Linked DNA regions of Mus musculus: region 1 is linked to region 2. A link is a contact called in ENCODE Hi-C or POLR2A ChIA-PET data. All regions are on one chromosome and are shown on one strand. Each heading gives the region's core, a stretch centred on a gene start or an enhancer-like site at or near the end of the contact. The rest is flanking DNA. Distances are from core to core; before and after follow the strand shown.

Region 1 (2,700 bases), core at 130-2,629, 35 kb after region 2:
AGGTCTTGGAGTCTGTGAAATACATTGAACAGAGAAGCCAGCTGCTGAGCAGGCAGGAGGACAGCCTCCTGAGGATAGCCTAGGGCTTCTGTTATGAAATAAGAAATGAAGAAAAACCAAAAAGCAGGTAGTAAAATGTAAGTCTTCAGGGGAGGAAGAATTACGAATGCTAGGTATTCTTGTTCATCAGGTAGACGATTCTAATCAGTAAAACAGAGCATATGGATGGATGGGAGTATTCACCAGCACCTTGAACTGTTTCATCCTGAGTCAGGATTTCCCTGGCTGGTCCTCCTGCCTTGACCCTTCAAATGCTGGAATTACGGGGTGCTTGTCCAGCTTCTCATTTGAAGGCAGAGAATCTAATTTTCATTTAGGAGCTGTCTCTATGTCACACTTATTCTTATTTTGTCTACAAGGAGTTGCATAGTGGTCACATGGTGGAAGCTTGACGGGTGTGACAGGTTGCACAAGCTAAGGGGTCCTGTCTGAGATAATGGACAGGAAATGCCTGGTCCCAAGGACATTGTGTGGTTTTCTGTGTCTGTCTGTCTGTCTGGTGTGTGTGTGTGTGTGTGTGTGTGTGTGCTTGTTCATGTACATCCATGGGCACGTGTGTCTAGAGACTGAATTCAGGGCCCCCCACTGGCTATGTTGTCTTTGGGCTCCCCTCTCCAGGTGAAAGGGCATTAACTACAGATCAGAAACCAGATTATTCTGGCTTCTTCTGTCTGGAGAGTGGTCAGTATTTAGTTGCAGGCGTGTTTTGCTGTTCTTTGTCTGGAACTCAGGTCCACCTTGCTCAGCAGTCTGCACTCGGGTCTCTGGCATGGAGGGGTGGGTGGTCTGTGAAAGCCAGCCAAGGTGAGGGTCCATTGGCACCTGTGAATGTGACACATGGGAGGAGGGTGACAAAGCTGCTGTTCCTTGTTCACCAGAGACATCATCTGTCCAGTAAGGTGAGTGACTGACTTATTGCCCTTTGAGCTGGCCAGTAAAGGTGCAGGGCTCTGAGACCATCCCCTCCCCACCAAGAAGAAATTTGACTGTTAACTCTTTTACTTGGTTGCTGATGAAGATGGACAAATGATTAACCCTTGCAGTCCCCAGTTGGATCTCACTGCCTGTCCTGAATACAGCCTTTTGCATAGCTGCCTGGAGTTGTTTTTACCAGTTTCTTCCAAATTGGGTGTCTTTGCTTGGACACATATGCAAACTATCCCTGGGGAGAGAGTGGTGGGCCAGGGGCGTGGGAAGCAGCAGAAAGAAGCTTCTAGATTCTGCTGCTGAGTTTCTGGCTCAATCTTGAGAAGGTAAGGAAGGGGCCCCCCGAGATGAGTAGGAGACAGGAAGGGCGCTTCGGTCTGGAGGCTGCTGAATGGAGCCACTCTTGGCCTCCTGCCCAGAGAGCACTTCCTTTCCCTGACAAGATGTCTCTGCTGGCCTGGCCACCTGCCACCTGGCAGTGGCCTTAGCACATGACTCCTGTCTACCCAACTCCAAGGGAGTGGGCAGGAGGTTCCAGGTTTAGCCTGCCTCTTTGAGTCACAAGGCTTTTTTGCTAGCTGCCCCCACTTGCAATGATATAGGTGAGTCTTAACTTTACCTAGGGGATGGGCCACATGCTCAGAGTTTGGTTTTTGTTTTGCTTGCTTTCCTCACCCCCAATACAGGGTTTCTTTGTGTAGCCCTGGCTGTCCTGGGACTCACTCTGTAGACCAGGCTGGCCTCAAACTCACAGAGATCCTCCTGCCTTTGCCTCCCGAGTGCTGGGACTAAAGGCATGCACCACCACTGCCTAGTAGTATTCTTAACACATAAAATGAGTAACCCACTTTCCTGATAGTTGTAGGATCTATGGAGAGGGACTGGACCAACAGCACGATAAGTTGCATAGGTCCAATCAAATGGGACACTGCCTCCCAGCCTGGGACTATTGAAGCTGGTCTCTGATCTCCCTGGGGGCAGGGCAGGGCCACTGGAGGGTAGGAGTTGCTAGTGCTCTGTCACTTGGTGTTATTTCTGGCCTTAATTTCTCTCTGTAAAATCCAGGGAGGTGGGAGGGTGGTATGGGCTTGACTGACCATCCTAGGAAGTTAGATCTGATCTTTGAAGGGGTAGGACCCCGATCAAAGGAATAGTTTGCAGGTAGCTCTAGAGGGGGCTAAATATGTCAGTAGACCCAGGTCAAAGTCTGATTTCTAGCTCTCCTGGCTTCCGCTCCCCTCTGCTCCAGTCTTCGCCTCTTCCTTTTTATAGAGATACTTTGTGGGTAGGTATGCACCTCAGTTGACTGAGTGAACTGTCACGGCTTGGGAGGCATACCTGATCTCCTGGGTTTGGGTCTCAGTGCTGCATAAGCCCAGCAGGTAGTACCTGTTATCTCAGGACGAGAAACTCAGCATTATTTTTGACTATGTAGGGAGCTCAAGGCCAGCCTCGGACACAGACCATGTTGTTAACATACAACAACAACAACAACAACCCCTCCCCCAAAGCTACTAGATCACCTTTCCCCCACTCTGTAGCAGTATCTTCCCGGTGCAATGACTGGGCATTTCAGATGGCCTTCAGATGAGTGAGGCTTTTGAGCATTTTCCTAGTTATTTTAAGGATGTTACCATTTTAAAAAGCTGGGACCATCGAGGAGGAACAAGGGACATGAAAAATATATAAATTTTAGAAACTTGGATTTAAATA
Region 2 (2,700 bases), core at 152-2,651:
TCCATACCCTCCTGCCCCAGCCTTCTGGGCGGTGTCACTACACGGGGCTATTGCCAGATTATTTTTCAAGTATTCTAGAAAATCTTAGGACCCATCCTTTCCTTGATTGACTTACTATACCCTTCCTGCCATCCTTTGGTAAAATGACTCAGCTCAGCTTTTAGTCATTTAGTTTTTGTGTGTTTGCTTTTTGCTTTCAAGACAAAATTTTCCTGTTTAGCCCTGGCTGTCCTAGACCTCCCTCTGCAGACCAGGCTGGCCTATAACTCACAGAGATCTATCTGCTTCTGCCTCCTGGGTGCTGGGATTAAAGGTGTGCTCCACCATCCGGCTTGTCATTTAGGCTCTCACATATGTAATTCATGAAGTTTATTTTTTATCTCTCAATTACTTCTCTTAAAAAGAAGCCTGGGCAGAGGCCAACAGTGGAGAAAAGGGATGTCACCAGGCCAGGATCTAGGAATGATCAGCTCTGCATGGTTTTTAGGGCAAAAGTGCTAAGATCTTTAAGGAGCCTGGATACCAGAAGAGCAGCCAAATGTTTTTCTTAAACAGGCCACAGCCAGAGTCCTGACTGCATAGAGTTGTGGTTCTCAACCTTCCTAATGCTGCGACCCTTCATGTTGTGGTGACTCCTAACCATTATTTTCATTGCTACTTTATAATTTTGTTACTGTTTATCAACTGTAATGTTGATAAATATCTGTGTTTTCTGATGGTCTTAGGCCACTTCTGCGAGAAGACCATTTGATCCACAAGGGGTCGTGACAGACAGGTTGAGAAACACTGAGCTAGAGAACCTGGGAGGTGAAAAAGTTGGTAGATGGACAGAGCACTGGCCACGCATGCAGGGGGCTTTAAGGTAGATTAGCGCACAACAGAAACAAAGCAAAACAACAAACTCGGGTTGGTATACACCTGAAGAGTAGGAAGAAGAATCGCGGTGAGTTGTCTAGGTGAGTCCCAGGCTAGGCTGAGTGTCAGAGTATGCTCGCCTCCCCCAGCCTCACCTTATGGAAGACCATCTATTAGAAGAAGAAGCGGGGGTGGGGTGGGGTGGGGTGGGGTGGGGGAAGCCGACGTAAAGAGAGCATATCACAAAGTTCACTTCTAAAGAAAAGGCCGCTCGCACTGCGCGCCCAGGGCAGCAAGCGTGTGAGGGCAGCATGCGTCTGCAGGATCGCGACTCTACCAAGCGGCGGCGGGTCGGCCATCGGCTCCGAGCTACTACAGCCCGACAGGGTCCTCTCCTCCAGTCCTGGGGTCTGAGTAGAGCCCCCGTTGTTGCTGCGGTGGCAGGAAGTCTCGGTGAACTACAAATCGAGGCATGCTGGGAACATTCCCTGCTCCTCCCAGGAAATGTCCTTTGTCCAGCCCCACAGGAAGCCCCAGCGAGGAGGTAGTGGGCAGCCAGCCCGAGTGCCAGCCCGCGGTTGCATAGCCTCAGCACCGGGCGCCAGGCTTGGGCAGTGCGCTCAGAGCTGCCCGGCGCATCACAGGTAGGAGCGCTGCTGCGGCTGGGCGCGCCGGCTTCGCGGATAGGGAGCTGGGAACCTGAGCTGATCATCTAGGGGCTGGGATGTGTGCTGTGGCTGAGCTGCCGCGCGAAGCTGTCCTTCGCACACTGGACTGTGGTCCGCCACCCCGTGGGCTCAGGAACCAAGGACAGAAGGGGACCCTTCGTGTCCTATAGCTGGGTTGAGCTCCCTTTGGTCTCTGTGGCGAGGGGAGGGGAGGAGGAGGCTGAGACTGCGCTGCCAGAGCAAGTCGGACCGTCCCACAGACCACCGAAGGGGGCATCAGAGACCCTGGGAGACCAAGCCCAGGGAGGAGCTTGCAAGACAAGCAGAAGGTGAAAGGCTTTGTGTGCATCGGTGCATCAGCTTAGATCGTGCTCCCTTTGCCTACTAAGTCAGTGCCCCCAGCCCCACTGTGAGGAAGGGGATGAAGGCGGGGACTTTGCGAAGGTCAGCAGGTTCATTTTGGCCCTTGTGAAACGTGTCTGTTACCTGCTCCTCCCATCTGTCTGACCGATTCGGATTGCCACCTGGGGGCTGCGATCGGACTGGGAGAAAGGTACAATGAGGACCTGCGAAAGGAAGGCTGAGCTAGCCAGCCGCGCGTGGCTCAGGAGGGGTCGTTGTCTGGTTTTGCTAGAATCCCCAACCACAAATATCCACGTTGGCTGATCATGGGCAGGTGGTGGACAGAGCTGGAGCCTGCGGCCAGAGAGCTTATTGAGGCTCAGGTGGCCTGGGGTGAGGCATATGTTAGCATGAGGGATGGTGAAGAGGAACAGTGAGACAGAGACCCTGGATGTACCTTACAGCCAGAGCACACAATAGCAGGTCTCTAGAACGGGACTTTAAGACTTCCTCTGGGACTTCCTCTGATTTAACCTTTATTTTCTTAACCACGCCCCCATCCCCCCCCCGCAGTGAATCAGCCACCCCCCACATGAGTATGAGGCATAATTTAATTTAGTGCTGTAATCCTGCCTGTTGAGTCAGGCTCCGTTGGCTGTCAGCATTCCCATATAGTGGGTCTCTTCCCAAGAGACCGTTGTGGTAAATGTGGCAATAGCTAGCGAGTTGGTGGTCTTTGTGAGCTGCTATGGACAAATGGGCAAGTTTAAACACAACCGGAGTGTGACTCCCATAAGGGAATTAATTCACCTGCCTCTGATGCCTTTCTGATCTT

Evidence for each region. A loop is a pair of places that touch in the nucleus more often than their neighbours do. ChIA-PET counts read pairs that join two places held with the same protein, here RNA polymerase II (POLR2A).
Region 1: a loop to region 2 is called in a map of heart, with 3 times the contacts of the local background. The contact joins the enhancer-like site here to the promoter of Zfp697 in region 2. A Hi-C loop is called at or near these places in 19 of 37 maps with a recorded cell type or tissue (Patski, adrenal gland, gastrocnemius and 3 more). POLR2A ChIA-PET finds 5 or more read pairs at or near these places in 4 of 5 experiments (Patski and embryonic stem cell).

Annotation. Positions count from the first base shown.
Region 1 is chr3:98,416,117-98,418,816 of GRCm38, forward strand. The region is part of intron 1 of Zfp697 (zinc finger protein 697); the gene reads left to right. Among named protein-coding and RNA genes, the nearest start is that of Zfp697, 35 kb to the left of the region's middle. Within about 2 kb of position 1,380, at least 1 of the 3 ENCODE cell types and tissues checked has a DNase peak (open chromatin) inside an H3K27ac peak, as active enhancers do; it is heart, where a contact is called at or near this core.
Region 2 is chr3:98,381,080-98,383,779 of GRCm38, forward strand. It overlaps Zfp697 (zinc finger protein 697), which reads left to right and starts at 1,402. Exons shown (of 3, transcript NM_172863.4): 1 at 1,402-1,499. It also overlaps a transcript of Gm52610 not described here.